Regions from separate parts of the Homo sapiens genome. Here region 2 is linked to region 1. Evidence: read pairs that join two places in POLR2A ChIA-PET (ENCODE). Cell type or tissue: K562. All regions are shown on one strand. Links, peaks and the distances in the headings refer to the core of each region. The heading gives the core; the rest is flanking DNA. Region 1 overlaps PPP1R15A (protein phosphatase 1 regulatory subunit 15A). Region 2 holds the start of LOC105372432 (a long non-coding RNA gene).

What was found. Peaks named below come from ENCODE experiments on the same cell type or tissue, not always from the same donor. Only the 100,000 strongest peaks of a DNase experiment are listed, where the experiment ranks them.
Region 2: POLR2A ChIA-PET joins it to region 1 with 18 read pairs; 21 of 35 experiments call an interaction of 5 or more read pairs at or near these places.

Annotation. Positions count from the first base shown.
Region 1 is chr19:48,872,909-48,883,159 of GRCh38, reverse strand. PPP1R15A (protein phosphatase 1 regulatory subunit 15A) reads right to left here. Exons shown (of 3, transcript NM_014330.5): 2 at 8,262-9,935; 3 at 7,102-7,546. The coding sequence starts at 9,926. The coding sequence ends at 7,187. TULP2 (TUB like protein 2) reads left to right here. Exons shown (of 13, transcript NM_003323.3): 12 at 957-1,128; 13 at 2,034-2,193. The coding sequence ends at 2,149. Among named protein-coding and RNA genes, the nearest start is that of PPP1R15A, 5.6 kb to the right of the region's middle. RefSeq lists enhancers at 2,910-3,622, 6,174-6,423, 6,434-6,743, 7,524-7,983, 8,194-8,243 and 4 more and cis regulatory regions at 4,063-4,675, 4,232-5,192, 8,272-8,792, 9,172-9,672, 9,832-10,251. In K562, for the core only: no CTCF peak of the experiment used is centred there; DNase peaks (open chromatin) are centred at 1,205, 4,419, 7,259, 7,769 and 2 weaker places; H3K4me3 peaks cover 3,262 bases.
Region 2 is chr19:48,801,528-48,810,667 of GRCh38, reverse strand. BCAT2 (branched chain amino acid transaminase 2) reads left to right here. Exons shown (of 11, transcript NM_001190.4): 2 at 3,594-3,668; 3 at 3,951-4,151. It overlaps LOC105372432 (a long non-coding RNA gene), which reads right to left and starts at 3,299. Exons shown (of 3, transcript XR_936017.4): 1 at 3,269-3,299; 2 at 2,569-2,699; 3 at 1-324. RefSeq lists enhancers at 1-59, 3,505-4,176. In K562, for the core only: a CTCF peak has its summit at 2,473; DNase peaks (open chromatin) are centred at 2,507, 3,377 and 3,847; H3K4me3 peaks cover 647 bases.

The DNA of each region.
Region 1 (10,251 bases), core at 959-8,958:
GCAAGCTCGACCTCCCCGGCTCACGCCATTCTCCTGCCTCAGCCTCCTGAGTAGCTGGGACTACAGGCGCCCGCTACCATGCCCGTCTAATTTTTTATATTTTTAGTAGAGCCGGGGTTTCACTGTGTTAGTCAGGATGGTCTCGATCTCCTGACCTCGTGATTCACCCGCCTCGGCCTCCCAAAGTGCTGGGATTACAGGCGTGAGCCACCGTGCCCGGCAGTAACCTCTCTTACAAGCAAAATTTATTCAAAGACCTGTGCTAACATTCTTAAATATCTGTTAGCCATAATAAAGAAATCAGTGTACTTTACGTTTTTAGCTCCCACAATTTACCCTAAATATTTGCCCTGGCATGCTTGTACCGGTCCAAGCAAGCATTAGGTCATAGCCTGTTCCTCTTCCTTATTTGAAGGTGTTTTTACCTTTCTCAACATTCCACAAGTTACTTCCTCCTTACTTTGTATTCTTCTGCTTTTCCCTCTTTTAAAAAGTTCTAAGTTGCTAGCCAATTGGGACAAATACAGAACGTGAGGTCCCGTTCCAGCCAATGGAAACCCTACACGGCAGTAGGGTGGATGCGCCAGGTTATAAATGACCCTGTCTCCTTTGTTCAGTGTACTCTCATGGCAAAACTCCTGGTGAGTGTACCCTTTCTGCAGAAAGTTAAAAAATGGCCTTGCTGAGGAAATTAAATTTATGCTCAAGTGCTATTTCTTTACTGCACCGGGGAACAAGCATTTCTAACATTGTGATACCAGTCCTGTCAAACTCCTGTCTCATCCTGTGACTAAGAATGCCTAACCTCCTGGGAACGCAGCCCAGCAGGTCTCATCCTCATTTTACCCAGCCCCTGTTCAAGATGGAGTCGCCCCTGTTCAAGATGGAGTCGCCCCTGTTCAAGATGGAGTTTCGAAAGCCTCTGAGAAAACCACAGCCCCTTCTTTACCTTCTAGGAACAGGAGTCGCTACTGAGTCGTTACCAACGTGGGGACAAACAAGGGTTGCTTTTGTTGCACAACAAAACCCCGTCGTGGGACAAGGAGAACGGTGTCTACACGCTCAATTTCCATGGTCGAGTCACTCGGGCTTCGGTGAAGAACTTCCAAATCGTGGATCCCAAACACCGTGAGCTCCTGGAAACCAGTTTAGCCGGGCCAGGTGGGGTGGGGGTTAGGGTGTGAACGGAAGGGAACTACATCTCCCATCATCACTTGAGCGTTTTTCTAGGCAGGGCAGATGCCACCCTATTGCAAAGCCTATTGGGAATTGTAGTTTACACACCCTCAGGGTTTCTGGCTTAGTAAGGGCACCGCTCAGCCTCTTAAAAGTCTCCATTCTCGGCCTGGCGCGGTAGCTCCCGCTTATAATCCTAGCACTTTGGGAGACCGAGGTGGGTGGATCATCTGAGGTCAGGAGTTCAAGAACAGCCTGGCCAACATGGTGAAACCCTGTCTCTACTAAAAATACAAAAATTAGGCCGGGCACTGTGGCTCACACCTGTAATCCCAGCACTTTGGGAGGCCGAGGCGGGCGGATACGAGGTCAGGAGATTGAGACCATCCTGACTAACACGGTGAAACCCCGTCTCTACTAAAAACACAGAAAAAATTAGCTGGGTGTAGTGGTGGTCACCTGTAGTCCCAGCTAATCAGGAGGCTGAGGCAGGAGAATGGTGTGAACCCGGGAGGCGGAGCTTGCAGTGAGCCGAGATCGCGCCACTGCTCTCCAGCCTGGGCAACAGAGCGAGACTCCATCTCAAAAAAAAAAAAAAAAAAAAAAATTAGCCGGACGTGGTGGCACATGCCTGTAATCCTAGCTACTTGGGAGGCTGAGGCAGAAGAACTGCTTGAACCTGGGAGGTGGAGGTTGCAGTGAGCCAAGATCAGGTCACTGCACTCCAGCCTGGGCGACAGAGCAAGACTCTGTCTCAAAAAAAAAAAAAAAAGAAAAAAAAAAAAAAAAAGTCTCAGTTCTCGAAGCTGGGAGATGAGAGAGTCAGGCTAAGGCTTTGTTCCTGATTCACTTCTCAGAAGAACATCTGGTGCTCCAGTTCGGCCGAGTGGGCCCAGACACATTCACCATGGACTTCTGCTTTCCATTTAGCCCGCTCCAGGCCTTCAGCATCTGCTTGTCCAGTTTCAATTAGAAGCTGGCTGTTGAATAACTCAATAAAATACCATACCCTTGCCAGCTTCTGTGCCTCCTCATTTGGAGGAAGGGCCCCGACATGCCTTCTTTTGCACCACCTTAATAACCAACACTGACCGGGCAAGGTGGCTCACGCCTGTAATCCCAACACTTTGGCAGGCTGAAGCTGGTGCATCACCTGAAGTCAGGAGATCGAGACCAGCCTGGCCAACATGTGAAACCCCGTCTCTACTAAAAGTACAAAAATTAGCTGGGCGTGGTGGCAGGCACCTGTAATCCCAGCTATTCAGGAGACTGAGGCAGAAGAAACACTTGAATCTGGGAGGCGGAGGCTGCAGTGAGCTGAGATAGCTCCACTTCACTCCAGCTAGACTCTGTCTCAAAAAAAAAAAAAAAAAAAAAATGCCGGGCGCGGTGGCTCACACCTGGAATCCCAACACTTTAGGAGGTCGAGGCGGAAGGATCACTTGAGGTCAGGAGTTCGAGACCAGCCTCGCCGATATGGCAAACCCCGTCTCTACTAAAAATACAAAAATTAGCTGGGCATGGTGGCGCATGCCTGTAATCCCAGCTACTCCGGTGGCCGAGGCACGAGAATTGCTTGAATCTGGGAAGCGGAGGTTGCAGTGACCCGATCGTGCCACTGCACTCCAGCCTGGGCAACAGAATGCGACTCTATCCCCCCACCAAAAAAAGGAATTTTCACACTACATCTGAAGAATCAGGAGCAACTAGCTGAGCAAGAGGCCTCAGGGTTGGGATCCTCAGGCAGCAGGTAGCACTCATACAAAGGTTTTTAATTAGGTGGAATTAGGCTTGGTTGCCTTGGGGAAATGAAAGGATTATATGGCAGGAGTGGGGGTCTCAAACTCCTGACCTCGAGTTAGAGATCAGCCTGACCAACAAGGTGAAACCCCGTCTCTACTAAAAATACAAAAATTAGCCCTGTGTGGTGGCGGGCCCCTATAATCCCAACTATTCAGGAGACTGAGGCAGGAGAATCACTTGAACTCGGGAGGCGGAGGTTGCAGGGAGCCAAGATCCTGCCATTGCACTCCAGCCTGGGCGACAGAGCAAGACTCTGCCTCAAAATAAACAAACAAAACAAACAAACAAACAAAAACCTGACCTCAAGTGATCCATCTACCTCGGCCACCCAAAGTGCTAGGATTTCTAGTTTAACTAAGCTGCTTTTGTAAAGCTAATGAAAGGCCATTAGGTTAGGAGGATGAGAGGAGCCTGCATTCTGTGAAGGTCTAGAGGTAGATTAATACAAAAATTAGCCCTGCGTGGTAGCGCACGCATATAATCCCAGGTACTAGGGAGGCCGAGGCAGGAGAATTGCTTGAACCCAGGGGGTTGTAGTGAGCCGAGATCACGCCACTGCACTCCAGCCTGGGTGACACAGAGAGACTCGGTCTCAAAAAAAAAAAAAAAAATTAAAAATTAGAGGTAGAGGTGGGCATAGTGGCTCATGCCCATAATCCCAGCATTTTGGGAGACTGAGGTGGGCGGATCATGAGGTCAGGAGTCTCAAACTCCTGACCACCAACATGGTGAAACTCCTTCTCTACTAAAAATACAAAACTTAGCTGGGCGTGATGGCTCACGCCTGTAATCCCAACTGCTCAGGAGGCTGAGGCAGGAGAATCGCTTGAACCCAGGAGGCGGAGGTTGCTGGTGTGCTGAGATCGTGCCATTGCACTCCAGCCTGTGTAACAAGAGTGAAACTCCATAAAAAAAAAAAAAATTAGCTGGAAGTGGTGGCGCACACCTGTAGTCCCAGCTTCTTGGGAGGCTGATCCAGGAGAATTGTTTTAACCTGGGAAGTGGAGGTTGCAGTGAGCCGAGAGCCCACCACTGCACCCCAGCCTGGGCAGCAGAGTGAGACTCCGTATCAGGAAAAAAAAAAAAAAAAAAAAAAGAATAACGGTATATAGAATAATTACCGTATTATAGCATTTATTTCATGAGCATTGTTTTAACTCCTTTGGGGCCTTACAATCCCATAAGATATGTACAATTGTTAGTCAGCTTACAGATAAGGAAACTAGGCCTATGGACACAGGGCTTATAAATGTAAAATCAGGCTGCAACAGCAATCATACAGGGTGGTTGCAGGAGATTAGAAAATTCCAGGCAGCAGTTTCACAAGACCAGACCAGCAACAGGAAACTTGAAATAGCTACAGAAGCTATGGGCTGATAAGATCCTGAAAAACCAGGGCGTGGGCCAAGTAGGCTAAGTCCGACTAGACCCAATATGGCACTGGGTCTGACCTCGGTTTCACGTAGGACCTCATTATATGTTCATCAACACAGTCACACACCCACCAGCATCATGACGGTCCCAGGAACACCCATATTTGGTGTAAAGATGGGTGGCACCACAGTTCTGAGAAATCTCCATCTTTTTCCAGGAATGCTCATGAGTATTTTACCCCTTGGTTAAAAAAATCCAAAAAGGGCCAGCGTGGTGGCTCACGTCTGTAATCCCAGCACTTTGAGAGGCTGAGGCAGGTGGATCACTTGAGGTCAGGACTTTGAGACCAGCCTGGCCAACATGGAGAAACCCTGTCTCTACTAAAAATACAAAAAATTAGCCAGGTGTGGTGGCGCCTGCAGTCCCAGCTGCTTGGGAAGCTAAGGTAGGAGAATTGTTTGAACCCAGGAGGTGGAGGTTGCAGTGAGCTGAGATCGTGTCACTACACTCCAGCCTGGGCTGGACAGAACAAGACTCCATCTTTAAAAAACAAACAAACAAACAAAAAACCCATAACGGTAGCAGCCTCAACCCCCCTTGCACGTGATTCTCTCGAGTCCCCTTTCATGAGTGTGGACTTTCCCCTTTGCAATAAATCCTGTATTTTCACTCTTTTCCAACTCGTCCTTGAATTCATTTTCATGACTGTGTCAAGAGCCTGAACACTGGCTGAGGGGGAGGTCCCACCCGGGCTTGGGGACCTCGATACCCACTGGTATCAAAGCAACGGAGGAGAATGTAAAGGCCTGTAGAGATTGAGCCTTAATGGTCCAGCAAGGCACAGACAATTCTGCCTCCTTTTAGGGATCCGTGACTCAATTCTCCAGCTCCCTTGGGGGGGTGGTGATAATTGTCCCAAGTTTAATACAATTTAGGCAGATGTCAAAGAAAAACTACAGGCCGGGTCTGGGTGCGGTGGCTCACGCCTGTAATCCCAGCACTTTGGGAGGCCAAGGCGGGTGGATCATGAGGTCAGGAGTTCGAGACCAGCCTGATCAACGTAGTGAAACCCCGTCTCTACTAAAAATACAAAAATTAGCCAGGCATGGTGGAGTGTGCCTGTAATCCCAGCTACTCAGGAGACTAAGACAGGAGAATCGCTTGAACCCAGGAGGCGGAGGTTGCAGTAAGCAGAGATCGTGCCACCGCATTCCAGCCTGGGTGACACAGCGAGACTCCATCTCAAACAAACAAACAAAAATACATAGGCCGGGTGCATTGGCTCACGCCTGTTATCTCAGCATTTTGGGAGGCCAAGGCAGGTGGATCACAAGGTCAGGAGTTTGAGACCAGCCTGGCCAACATAGTGAAACCCTGTCTCTACTAAAAATACAAAAATTAGCCAGGCGTGGTGGCGCACACCTCTAGTCCCAGCTACTCGGGAGGCTGAAGCAGGAGAATCACTTGAACCTGGGAGGCAGAGGTTGTGGTGAGCTGAGATTGCACCACTGCACTTCAGCCTGGGCAACAGAGCGAGACTCAGTCTCAAAAAAAGCAACAAAAAAAACTATAAAACCCACCAGCTGTTATGTGGGCGGCAAGACACCCAGGTGCCGAGGCAAGAGACCGAGGACATGAGCTGTTCCAGTATAATAAAATATAAAACAAGAATAATTATACCAGATATAGATCTTAGATATGATTATATATGAATATCATTAATCATTAGTTTGTAGCAATTACTCTTTATCCCAATATTATAATAATCCTCGCTCTATAATCATAACCTAGGAAAAACCAGGCCATACAGAGATAGGAGCTGAGGAGACATAGTGAGAAGTGACCACAAGACAAGAGTGCGAGGCTTCTGTTATGCCCGGACAGGGCCAGCAGAAGGGCTCCTTGGTCTAGCGGTAACGCCAGCATCTGGGAAGACGCCCGTTGCCAAGTGGACCATGGTCTAGCGGTAGCCTCAGTGTCAAGGAAAAACACCCGCTACTTAGCGGACCAGGAAAGGGAGTCTCCCTTTCCCTGCGGGAGTTTAGAGAAGACTCTGCTCCTCTACCTCTTGTGGAGGGCCTGACATTAGTCAAGCTGGCCCACAGTTATCCGGAGGCCTAACCGGCTCCCTGTGATGCTGTGCTTCAGCGGTCACGCTCCTGTTTCACTTTCCTGTTCCACTCTGTGCACCTGGCTCTGCCCTCTAGATAGCAGTAGCAAAATCAGTAAAAGTACTAAAAGTCTCTGAAATGCAGAAATAATGGCATAAGCTGTCTCCTCTCTCTCTCCACCTGGGCTGCCAAACAGGGAGGGGCCCCCTGTCCGGTGGAAACGTGACTCGTGTGACCTTATCAATCATTGGAGATGACTCACACTCCTTACCCTGCCCCTTTTGCTTTGTATCCAGTAAATATCAGCGCAGCCAGACATTCGGGGCCACTACTGGTCTCCGCGCATTGGTGGTAGTAATCCCCCGGGCCCAGCTGTCTTTTCTTTTATCTCTTTGTCTTGTATCTTTATTTCTACACTCTCTCGTCGCCGCACACAGGGAGAAGCCCACCGACCCTGTGGGGCTGGTCCCTGCACTGTTAGGTTCAAAAGAAGCCTCAGGATGAGTGGTAGCAAATTTGAGGAAAAGCGGTTTATCCGCCATTGAAGTGCTTTGTTTTATGCTATTCTCTTCCCAGCTCCCTCAGGGACCTGTAAGTAGAATGCTGTCAGTTTCTGACACATACAGACGCTGCTCGCTACAAATCAAAAGGCTTTATTCCTTATATAAACCCACACTTAGAAAAAATAAATAGTTAATAAATTATAGGCAAACCAGTTGGTCTCAGCCACGCCTCCCACTGAGGTCCAGGGCAGCCGCTGCAGCAGCAGACGAGCGGGAAGGTGTGGCCACAGCTTGGCTCAAGGGCGTGGTCTGGACTGGGGACGAAGGGACAGAGGAGGAAGGCAAGGTCTGGGTGAGGGCAGGGATGGGGGCTAAAGGTGGGTTCCTGAGGCGTGCCCAGGCTCTGGCCCGGGCAGCAGGGGTGAGGCAGGGGCTCAGCTCCTCCTGGGCCTGGGTGATGCGGCGTGCGAAGCGGCTGCGATCCCGAGCAAGCTGCTCCCAGGGGCCCTGGCGGGCGGCCTGGGCCGGCCCTGCCCAGACAGCCAGGAAATGGACAGTGACCTTCTCGGAGAAGCGCACCTGCGGGCAGACATGGGGACACAGGCAGGAGATGCACACAGCCACGGGAATCCGGATGGGGAGGGCGGGGAAGAGAGAGAGAGAAGCAAACAAAAATTAGTTATTACACAAAAATGCTTTCTATCTGGCTAGTCACTTGCCTGTCACTGTCACGGGATTCTCTATCTATCTGACTCACTGAAGGAAGAGGTGGTTTCCTGGGGCTGCTGTGAGCCACAGCTGCTCCCTCCTCCCCCAGGGGCCTGGCCTCTTACAAGGGATTGCGTGACAGCGTACACAGCCTTCTCCATGGAGATGACATGCAACCCTCTGCAACATACAGGGACCCAGAAGTCTCGGCCCCCAGCCCCCTTTCTTTCTAAGACTCAAGAATCTGGGCTCTCAGCCAGATGTGGTAGCTCACGCCTGTAATCCCAGCACTTTGGGAGGCTGAGATGGGTGGATCACGTGATGTCAGGAGTTTGAGACCAGCCTGGCCAACATGGCAAAACCCCCGTCTCTACTAAAAATACAAAAAAAATTAGCTGGGTGTGGTGTCATGCGCCTGTAATCCCAGATACTCTGGAGGCTGAGGCACGAGAATCGCCTGAACTTGGGCGGCAGAGGTTGGCAGTGAGCCAAGATCATGCCGCTGCACTCCAGCCTGGGTGACAGCCCAAGACTCCAACTCAATTAAAAAAAAAAAAAAAATAGAATCTGGGCTCTCAGCACCTACCTTTCTGGCCTTTAGGGGAGTCTCAGGGTCCGGATCATGAGTAGGGGTTTCTGGGCGCTTGAGCCGCCTTTGCAGTCGGAGGGGCAGCCTAGGAGGAGCCCAGGGAGGCGGTGGCTTCTCTCCAGGTACATAGATGGCCACTCGGAAGGGGCAGGGCTCAGCTTCTCCCCAGTCCTCAGCAGCTTCCTCTTCCTCTGTCTCTTTTCCAGGTCGATATCCCCAGCCCCTGAAGTGGGCCCTCTGGTCCGGGTGGGAGGGATGTGGGTCTGACTCAGCTTCTCCCAAGGCTGCTTCTGAATCATCTTCCTTATCCTCACTATCCACATCCTCATCTTCCTCCTCCTCCGTGTCCTCTCCTGGCCGATACACCCAGGCCTTCAAGAAAGCACTTGCAGGGGGTGTGGAAGCAGAAGTCTCAGCTTCTCTTTCATCCTCGGCTGATCCTGTATCACTGTCCTCATCTTCCTCCTCCTCTGTGTCCTCTCCTGGCTGATAGACCCAGGACTTCAAGAAGACACCTGTAGCAGGAGTGGAAGAGGAAGCCTCAGCTTCTCCCTCTTCCTCATCTGATCCAGAGTCACTGTCCTCATCTTCTTCCTCATCTTCCTCTTCCTCTGTGTCCTCTCCTGGCCAATACACCCAGGCCTTCAGGAAGGCACTTGGTGGGGGGATGCAGGGAGGACACTCAGCTTCTCCATCCTTCTCAGCTGCCCCCAAAGCCTTGACCTCACCCTCCTCTTCATCACTGGGTTGGCACCACCAGGACTTGAGCTGGGGCCTCTGGGCTGGGGCTGAGGATTGCGGCCCTGGGGCAGCTTCTCCTTTCCCAGTTTCTTTGTGTGCCTTTTCCTCCTTCTCCTCGGACGCCTCTCCTGAACGATACTCCCAGGACCTGGGGTCGGAGCCTGAAGATCGGGGGGACACGGAGGTCTTCCTGGCTCCTTTACTTCTTTCTGTTCTTTTATCCTCCGTGGCTTGATTCTCTTCCTCCCCTGGGCAAGACACCCAAGTGCTGGGCTTGGATCCTGGAGACAAGGCAGAAGTAGAGGTTCTGTGAGCTTCTTTCTTTACAGCTTCTTCATCGTCCTCCTCCTCCACGGCTGGACAACACTCCCGGTGTGATGGTGGATAAGAGAACTTGTTAACTCCCTCCTCTTCAGCAACTCCCTCTTCCTCGGCTTTCTCCTCCCCTGGGTTCTTATCAGAACCTTGCAGTGTCCTTATCAGAAGGCTGGGAGACAGGGGAGCACGCTGGCCATCTGCAAATTGACTTCCCTGCCCTCTAGGGACACTGGTTGCCTCTCGCTCACCATACATGCCATCATCATCATCCAAAAGTCCCCAGGCTTCAGGAAGGGAACTGCTGGTTTTCAGCCCCAGTGTTTCTCTGTCCTCTCCAGGGCCTCCACTGTCTTCAGCCTCCTCTTCAGGGCGTCTGCCCCAAGGGGTATGGGGGATTGCCAGAGGAGTCCTAGCTTCTCCCTCCAGGCCAGCTTCTACCAGAGCTGCTCCTTTTACTGCTTCCACCAGCCAGGGCTCTAGAGGTCCCAGGCCCCTCAGGCGGCTCCAGGCGCGGCTGAGGAGGCCCATCACTGGGGACAGGAGGAAGAAAGGGTGGGCATCCCTCCACGGGGTAGCCTGATGGGGTGCTTGGCCTGGGGCCATGTGTCTGGGCTGGAAAAGGGGGAGAAAAAAATAAAGTTTAGGGGCCATTTAGAGGATGGCATCCGGGCGTGACTATGAGTCATAGCAACGGAAATAGTAACACAACTATTGTAAATAGCAACGCGAGAGTCCCAAATTCCTTTCTGATCTCGGCCACGCCCATCTCTGTCCCTTGGCTCTGTTCTTATCTCTCAATAGCCAGGAGTCTGAGCCCCTAGTTCTGCCTTAGATCCAAGGGTCCAAGCCCCCAGCCCTCTCTTTCTTCAGACGCAGAACTCCCAGTCCCAAGAACCAAGAACAAAAGTCTTTACTTGCTTCCCTTGGC
Region 2 (9,140 bases), core at 72-8,071, 72 kb after region 1:
AGCCCTGGGGTGCGGTGGGGCATCAGCCTGTGCGGGAGCTGGAATAAAGGGGCCCAGACCTCCAGGGCCGGGTGCAGGTGAAGGCAGAGTTGGACCTCAAGTCTCAGCTCTGGGAATTGGACTCAAGGTCCTATTTTCTTGGAATGAAAGTTGAAAAAAATAAGAGATGGGGATTGCTGTGCTTCCCAAACTCCTATCTGAAGCTTTGCACCTGGATTGGAAATCGAGGCAGCGTCTCATGGTCAAAGTGACAGATGCTGCAGGCTGGCTGAGACGATCCCTTCTGACTGTGCGATGTCAAACAGCAGCAGCGTTTCCCAGAGTCTATGATTTCAGAGAACAAGGTTTCTCAGTGAGGAAGGAAACAGCCAAAGAAAGGGGTCATTACAAGCCTTCACAGCTGCGGTGTAACCTTGGGAGAACTGTCTGTTAACTTTACACCTGACTTTATTTGAGTCTCTTATCCTAGCTGATGAATGTCAGGGCAGAATTTCACTTTTTTCGGCTCTTAGTGACTGATAGGGATAGTCCTGGGATACCTGGGGTATGTGGGCAATCTGGGCTTTAGTGGTGACACTCCTGGACTGTGGTGGGGCAGTACTGGGCTTTGACAGGTCCACTTGGGACTGATGTGGACCGTCTCATCATGGCACAGTTCTGGTGTCATAGAATGGCCCTGAACTCATGATGGGACATTCCTAGGCTCTGATGAAGATAGAGATATCCTGTAATGGAGATAATTGGGCTGAGTCCTCAGCTGTGATGGGGACAGTCCCGGGGTGTGGAGAGGACAGTGCTGGACCATGGTAGGGACAGTCTGGAAGGTACTGGCCTAGACAGCAACATAGGGATAGTCCTGGGGATTGAAAAAGACAACAATGGGATTTTTTTTTTTTTTTTAATTTCAGACCTGGTGAATAGGAAATAAGCCCTGATATTTGGCAGAGACAATGCTGGTTATAATGGGGAAAAGTGCTGGGCTTTGGATAGGGGACATTCCTGAGCTGTTTGGGACAGTACTTGGCTCTGCTGGGGACCAGTTCTGATAAGTTACAGGCACAATCTGGACTTGTGATGTGGAGCATCTTGGGCCATCATAGAACAGCCCTGGTCTGTGATGGGGGAGAGTCCTGGGCTATAAAGGGGGCAGTTCTAGACGTGATGGGGTCATGTGTGGGCTGTGACAAGGGCAGACTGCGGTATGATGGGGTCTCTCCGGGGCCGTGATATGGGGACAGTCCTGGAGTATGGAGGGCACTGCTGGGCTTTGACAGTGACACTCCTGGTCTTTGATGGTGATACTCCTGGGCTGTATGGGACATAATGGAGGTTCTATCACATTATAGAGACCTGCCCTGTGAACCCCCAAACGTACTTTATTTCTTTGTCTCGTCTTTTCTTTTTGACCGAGTCTTGCTCTGTTGCTCAGGCTGGAGTGCCGTGGCACGATCTCGGCTCACTGTAACCTCCGCCTCATGGGTTCAAGTGACTGTGGTGCCTCAGCCTCCCGAGTAGATGGGCTCAAGCGATCCACCTGCCTCAGATTACAGGCATGAGCCACCATGCTGGTCTTTTTTTTTTTTTTTTTTTTTTTTTTTTTTGAGAGACACTCTATCACTCATGCTGGAGTGTAGCAGTGTGATCGTAGCTCACCACAGCCTTGACCAGTAGGTCAAGGTGATCCTCCCACCTTAGCCTTCTGAGTAACTGGAATTACAGGTGTGTGCCACCATACCTGGCTAATTTTTAAATTGTTTGTAGAGACAGGGTCTTGCTATATTGCCCAGGCTGATCTTGAACTCCTGGCCTCATGCAGTCCTCCCACCTCTGTCTCCTAAAGTGCTGTGATTACAGGCATGAGCTACTGAGCCAGCTGCCTACTTTCTTTCTTTGTTTTTTTTCTTTTTAATTGAGACAGAGAGTCTTGCTCTGTCGCCCAGGCTGGAGTGCAGTGGCACCATCTCGGCTCACTGCAACCTCCGCCTCCTGGGTTTAAGCAATTCTCCTGCCTCAGCTTCCCAAGTTGCTGGGACTACAGGCGCCCGCCACCACACCCAGCTAACTTGTATTTTCTGTAGAGACAGGGTCTCCCTATGTTGCCCAGGCTGGTCTTGAACACCTGGCCTCAAGCTATCCTCCTGCCTCGGCCTCCCACAGTGCTGGGATTACAGGCGCGAGCCACTGCGTGTGGCCTCTTTCTATGATTAGATCTATTTTGGCATCTCTTGTTTCTTGGCGTCAATTTCTGTTTTTGTTTTTTTTTTTTTCTGTTTGTGCGCCCCTTTCTGTGTTTCTTTTTCTCATCCTTCCTCTTCCATCTCTTACTCTCTTTTTTTCATCTTGGCTCTGAGGGCAGCTCTCCTGCCCACAGGCTGGCTGTCGCACTGTGTTTGTGTCTCTCATACTGTGGGTGTCCTATCCCTCTGGGCAGAAGCATGGCTGCAAGGCTGAGCAGTCTAGATGTCGCCACCCAAAGGCAATCTGGGGACCCACGCTCTGATCACCCCGGAATCCCTGGAGCCTCACACCAGCAAGACCACGCTGCAGGCCCATCTCCCAGCAACTCACCTAGCGACAAGTGACCACGCCCATTCACGTCCATCTTCCAGAATCAGTGCCAACTCACCCAGCTCACAGGGCAGGCCAGGCCAGGCCACTCTGTCTCTCTCAACCTCACGCCCCAACGCCTCCCCACAGGGCTGGGGAAAGAGGCCTTGTGAGGTCAAAGGTCACCAGAGAGGGCCCAGCCTGCTGGACACAGCCAGACCTGCTCTTCCTACTCCCCTCTGGGAGGACCCGCCTGAGCCTCATGCAGTGAGGACTGCAGTGGCTCCCCAGGCCCCTGTAGCTGCCCCTCAGCCCCAGGGGCTGAAGGGAATTGGAGTCACTGCCAAAATGGGTTTGTATTTCAGGTAATCAGAGCCCAGTTGATCGAATACCTTCAGAGAATAAGCACCTGTACTCCTGGGTCTGGCGGAGGAGGGGCTGGGGAACTGGACTCCTGGGTCTGAGGGAGGAGGGGTGGGGCCTGTACTCCTGGATGTAAGGGAGGAGGGTCTGAGGCCTGGACTCCAGGGTCTGAGGGAGGAGGGGCTGGGGGCCCAGACTTCGGGTCTGAGGGAGGAGGCAGCTAGAGTCTGGACTCTTACTTAGGTCTGAGGGAGGCGGGCCTGGGGTCTGCACCCCTGAGCTCTGGGGGAGCAGGACCTGTCGGTCCTTGGTCTTCTAAGGCCTGTCAGCACTTGGGTACCCGGAGGCCTTCACTTACCTGTGTGCCTTCCCTGGTTGTTTTCTTGTCTGAGCTGATCTCCAGGCTGCGACCAAAGGTCTCTGGGGTGGGAGGCGCTTGCGTTTGACTTTGCCGCAGCATGGAGGAGGGGGCGGGAGCTGACTCAGCTCTTTCCAGCGAGCCCTCGTCAGGGCAGGGAGGGGACTTGGCCTCCTTCAGGACCACCTGCCCCGTCTAGAATGGACTGAAACTGGGACAGAACAGGCAGGCCAGTGGGACCTCCAAGTGCAGGAGGTGGCGAGCGAGCTGCCAGGGCCCCTGCTGTGCCCCACTCACCCCCTCTCTCACTTCTTTCTCCACCCAGATCTGGGCACGAAAGCTTCTCTCTGTCCCTTGGCTTCTGTGTGGTCCCAGAAGATATGCCTCCTCCAGTTTCAAGGTGAAAGGAGGGAACTCGATGCTTGGCTCTGAGAGAGGAGGGGGCTGGCAGCTGGTTTTGGGCATCTCCAAAAGGTCCACAGCCCAGAGATGGCAGTGAGTGGTGGTAGCTTAACAGCCTGCCATTGGGCCGCAGACAAGGGATGAAACTGCATGTCCCAGAATCCTCCAGGGTGACAGGTCCTTCTTCTCTATGGGTCTGAGGCCCAGGGCTTCATGGGAGTTGTAGTTTTTCAGCTGGGAGGTTGTGGCCAGATTCTAGGATACCCCTGTCTTTCCTCAGGCTGCAGACCTGCAGCTGGAAATGACACAGAAGCCTCATAAGAAGCCTGGCCCCGGCGAGCCCCTGGTGTTTGGGAAGACATTTACCGACCACATGCTGATGGTGGAATGGAATGACAAGGGCTGGGGCCAGCCCCGAATCCAGCCCTTCCAGAACCTCACGCTGCACCCAGCCTCCTCCAGCCTCCACTACTCCCTGCAGGTGGCATGGCGGCCGGCCTCTCTCCCTGTCCCTGTCTGCATCTCCTCCTCCTTGCTGTGTCTCTTGCCAGGTGTACCTCTCTTGGTTTGTTTGTTGTGTGTTTCTCCTTTCTGTGCATTCACCATTTGTTTTCTGAGGCCTTCCATGCTCCAGGCTCATGCTTGGTGATGCTGGGTTCCCCGAGATGAGCAGACCCGGTTCCTTCACTTGGAAAACCCCATGCTGTGGGCATAACTCAGTATGATCTGTGCTCTGATGGAGGCCCTGTGGAGGCCAGTAGAGACCCCCAGCCTCACTTGAAAGAAAGCATGGCTTCTTCTGGCATAGAGGGAAGCTTAGAGGGGGATGGTGGGAGAGGTGACAGGGTGATGGTAGGAAAGGGGACAGCCGGGGGGCTGGCGGGAGAGGGACAGCCAGGATGATCGCGGGAGAGGGGACAGCCATTGGGGGGGGAGATGGTGGGGGAGGGCACAGCCAGGGGGATGGCTGGAGAGGGGACAGCCAGGGGAGGGATGGCGGGAGAGGGGACAGTCAGGGGAGGGATGGCGGGAGAGGGGACAGCCAGGGGAGGGATGGCGGGAGAGGGGACAGCCAGGGGAGGGATGGCGGGAGAGGGGACAGCCAGGGGAGGGATGGCGGGAGAGGGGACAGCCAGGGGAGGCATGGTGGGAGAGGGGACAGCCAGGGGAGGGATGGCGGGAGACGGACAGCCGGGGGAGGGATGGCGGGAGACGGACAGCCGGGGGAGGGATGGCAGGAGAGGGACAGCCGGGGGAGGGATGGCGGGAGAGGGACAGCCGGGGAAGTGATGGTGGGAGAGGGCCAGCCGGGGGAGGGATGGCAGGAGAGGAGACAGCCCAGGGGGGATGGCGGGAGAGGGGACAGTTGGAGATGGCGGGAAGGGGGACAGTCGGTGGGGGATGGCAGGAGTGGAGACAGCCAATCCAAACCCCAAACGGGAGTAGAGCCTGGTACATTTGGGAGAAATTGCGGTGTTGGAGCATGGTTAAGGAGGCTGAAAATGTCAGGGCCATGGAGGAGCTGAGGGGCTGGGGCCTTGTCCAAGGGTGCTGGGAGCCACTGAGGGCTCTGAGGAAGGGAGGGGCAGGGCCATGTCTGGGTATAGTAAGAGCCCTCTCAGGCCATGTGGAGGGCAAGAGTTGCAGGCTAGGAAGCCGGGCTGGTGACCAGGTAGACCTTGGGCCTGTCCCCACATGGGGACCCAGGAGGAGGAGCGGCTTTGTGGCACCTGGTGAGCCTGAGATACTGTGAAGTTTCTAGGAGACAGATCCAGGAGGCATTTGGTTTTAGGACTTATAGCTGCGGCTGAAAGCAAGGTCTTCAGAAGGAAACTTTGGTTGAGACAAGATTTAAGTGAGCATCTTACAGCTCCAGTAACTGGTTAGCAGGTTGGCTGATTTTAGTCCTCCAGGGCACAGTTCTGTGGCATGAAGACTTTTATTCCATTCCTTTCTTTCCTTTCCCTCCCTCCCTCTGTTTTTTCCTTTCTTCCTTCCTTTCCAGAATTTTAAGGTTTTGTTTTTTCCCCTCTCCCCTCCCACTCTGGACATCTAAGCAACACCAGTCGATTCTGTACAGAGCACACACACCTCCAATCACAGCCAGACACTCCTGCCAGTACATAAGCGTGATGGGCAGGATTCCGCCTGCTGAGCCCCCAGGAAGCTGGTTACTTGGAGACCACCACACACTTCTCCCTTCAGCCCAGCACAGCAGTTGTCCTCTGGCTGGGGACCCAGTACTTTTTCTTCAGCTGAGTGAGAGCAGAGGAAGCCTGTGGCCCTGGCAGACAGAACGCACTGCTGTGATCCCGCGGGTCCAGGGGGCGGAAGGGGGAGGATGAGGGAGTAGGACAATGCTGTCCCTATGTCACCCACACTCCAGGGCATGTGTGGATTGCAGGCCGACCACGTGTATTATTTTTTATTTTATTTTTTCTTATTTATTTATTTAGAGACAGAGTCTCACTCTGTCCCCCAGGTTGGAGTGCAATGATACAATCTCGCTCACTGCAACCTCCGCCTCCCGGGTTCAAGTGATTCTCCTGCCTCAGCCTCCCCAGTAGCTGGGATTACAGGCGCCCGCCACCACACCCGGCTAATTTTTGTATTTTTAGTAAAGCCAGGGTTTCACCATGTTGGCCAGGCTGTTTTCGAACTCCTGGCCTCAAGTGATCTGCCCACCTCAGCCTCCCAAAGTGCTGGGATTGCAGGCGTGAGCCACCATGCCTGGCCTTATTTTTTATTATTGTGGTACTAATACGCATACATAATAACACACAGCATCAAATGTGGGATTCCAACCATTTTATTTGTTTGTTTGTTTGTTTATTTATTTATGAGATAGAGTTTCACTCTTGTTGCCCAGGCTGGAGTGCAGTGGCACAATCTTGGCTCACTGCAACCTCTGCCTCCCAGGTTCAAGTGATTCTCCTGCCTCAGCCTCCTGAGTAGCTGGGATTATAGACATGCACCACTATTGGCTAATTTTTGTATATTTAGTAGAGACACGGTTTCACCACGTTGGCCAGGCTGGTCTCAAACTCCCGACCTCAGATGATCCACCGCCTCATCCTCCCAAAGGGCTGGGATTACTGGCGTGAGCCACGGCGCCCAGCCTCCAACCATTTTAAAGCCCATAATTCAGTGGCAGGCAATGTTATGCAACCATCAGCACCATCAAGGTTCAGAACTGTTTAATCCCCCATACCTATTAATCAGTACCCATTGTCCCTCACCCCAGCCCATGACAACCATTAGTCTGCTTTCTGTCTTTGTCTACCTGTATTTGTTTATTTATTATCTTTAAATAATAGGGATGGGGTTTCACCATGTTACCCAGGCTGGTTTTGAACTCCTGAGCTCAAGTGATCCACCTGCTTCGGCCTCCCAAAGTGCTGGGATTACAGGCGTGAGTCACCAAGCCTGGCCACCTGCATTTTTGTTGTTGTTGTTATGACTCTTTTTTTGAGAAAGGGTCTTGCTCTGTAGCCCAGGCTGGAGTGCAGTGGCACGATCTTGGCTCACTGCAGCCTTGACCTCCCAGGCTCCAGCGATCCACCTGCGTCAGCCTTCCAAGTAGCTGGGACTGCAGGTGTGCACCACCATGCCCAGCTAATTTTTATTTTATTTTATTTTTTTTTAGGGATGGGGTCTTGTTATGTTGCCCAGGGTGATCTCAGATTTCTAAGCTCAAGTGATCCTCCTGCCTCAGCCTCCCAAAGTCCTGGGATTGCAGGCATGAGCCACTATATCCGGTGTATCCGGGCTCTTTTACCTGGGTTTTGTTTTGTTTTGTTTTTGAGACGGTGTCTTGCTCTGTTTCCCAGGCTGGAGTGCAGTGGCATGGTCTCAGCTCACTGCAACCTCCGCCTCCTAGGCTCAAGTGATCCTCCTGCCTCTGCCTCCCGAGTGGCTAGGACTACAGGCACACACCACCTTGCCCAGTTAATTTTTAAATCTTGTGCAAAGACAGGATCTCACTTTGTTGCCCAGGCTGGTCTCGAACTCCTGGCTTCAAGCAATTCTCCCACCTTAGCCTCCCAGTTCTGGGGTTACAGGTATGAGCCATCATACTGGGCCTGGAAATTCTTCTCTATACCTTAAAGCTTAAAGAGCTTTTTCCATCTTTCTTGCAGCCTCATGCTGTATCATCCTAACAATGCACCTCCTTAGGCAATCCCCTACTGTTGGACACTTAGGTTGTTTCCAGTCTATTATAAACAATTTTGCAATAAAGAATCTAGTACAGGGCCGGCTGTGATGGCTCACCTGCAATCCCAGCACTTTGGGAGGCTGAGGCAGGTGGGTCACCTGAGGTCAGGAGTTCAAGACCAGCTTTGCCAACATGGTGAAACCCCATCTCTACTAAATATACAAAAATTAGCTGGGTGTGGTGGCGGGTGCCTGTAATCCCAGGTACTCGGGAGGCTGAGGCAGGAGAATTGCTTGAACCCGGGAGGCGGAGGTTGCAGTGAGCCGAGATTGCGCCACTGCACTCCAGCCTGGGTGGCAGAGTGAGACTCCATCTCAAAAAAAAAAAAAAAAAAAAAAAAGGAATCCAGTACACACGTCCCTTCTTTAGTCACTTGTTTAAGTGCAAATGTATCTAGAGGCTCAATTTCGGGAACTGTAGGTCAAAGGATATGTATGCTTGTAATCTTGATACGTATCGCCACATCTACATCTACAGGGTGTGTCAGTTTCCACACCCACCAGCAGAGCCTGTTTCCATACCTTGGACAACCCTTGTCCAAGTTTTAGATCTTTTCCAATCTCCCATGTGGTTTTAAAGGTATCTCAAACTAATTTTAATTTGCATTTTTCTCCCTAGTGATTAATGAAATTGACTATCTTCTCACGAGCTTAAGGGCCACCTGTATTTCCTTTTGTGTGAACTGTCCATTTGCTAGGCTGATTTTTCTATCAGGTTAGGTTTTAAAAAATTCATCTGGGGCTGGGAAGAAGAGGCAGGGGGATTGCTTGAGCTCAGGAGTTCAAGACCAGCCTGGGCAACATAGTAAGACCCTATCTGTACAAGAAATTGGAAAAAAAAAAAAAGTCCAGTCGTGGTGGCTCACGCCTGTAATCCCAGCACTTTGGGAGGCCGAGGTGGGCGCATCACCTGAGGTCAGGAGTTCAAGACCAGCCTGGCCAACGTGGTGAAACCCCGTCTCTACCAAAAACACAAAAATTAGCCGGGCGTGGTTGTAGGCACCTGTAATCCCAGCTACTTGGGAGGTTGAGGCAAAAGAATTGCTTGAACCTGGGAGGTAGAGGTTGCAGTGAGCCAAGATAGAGCACTTCAGCCTGGGCAACAGAGTGAGACTCCATCTCAAATAAAATAAAAAATAAAATTCCCAATCCAAGATATAAAACAGTTATTTTTGTTTCCTTCTATAGCTTTTATGGTGTAATATATATATATATATTTTGTTTAGACTTTTAATGCACCTGGAATTTTTTCTGG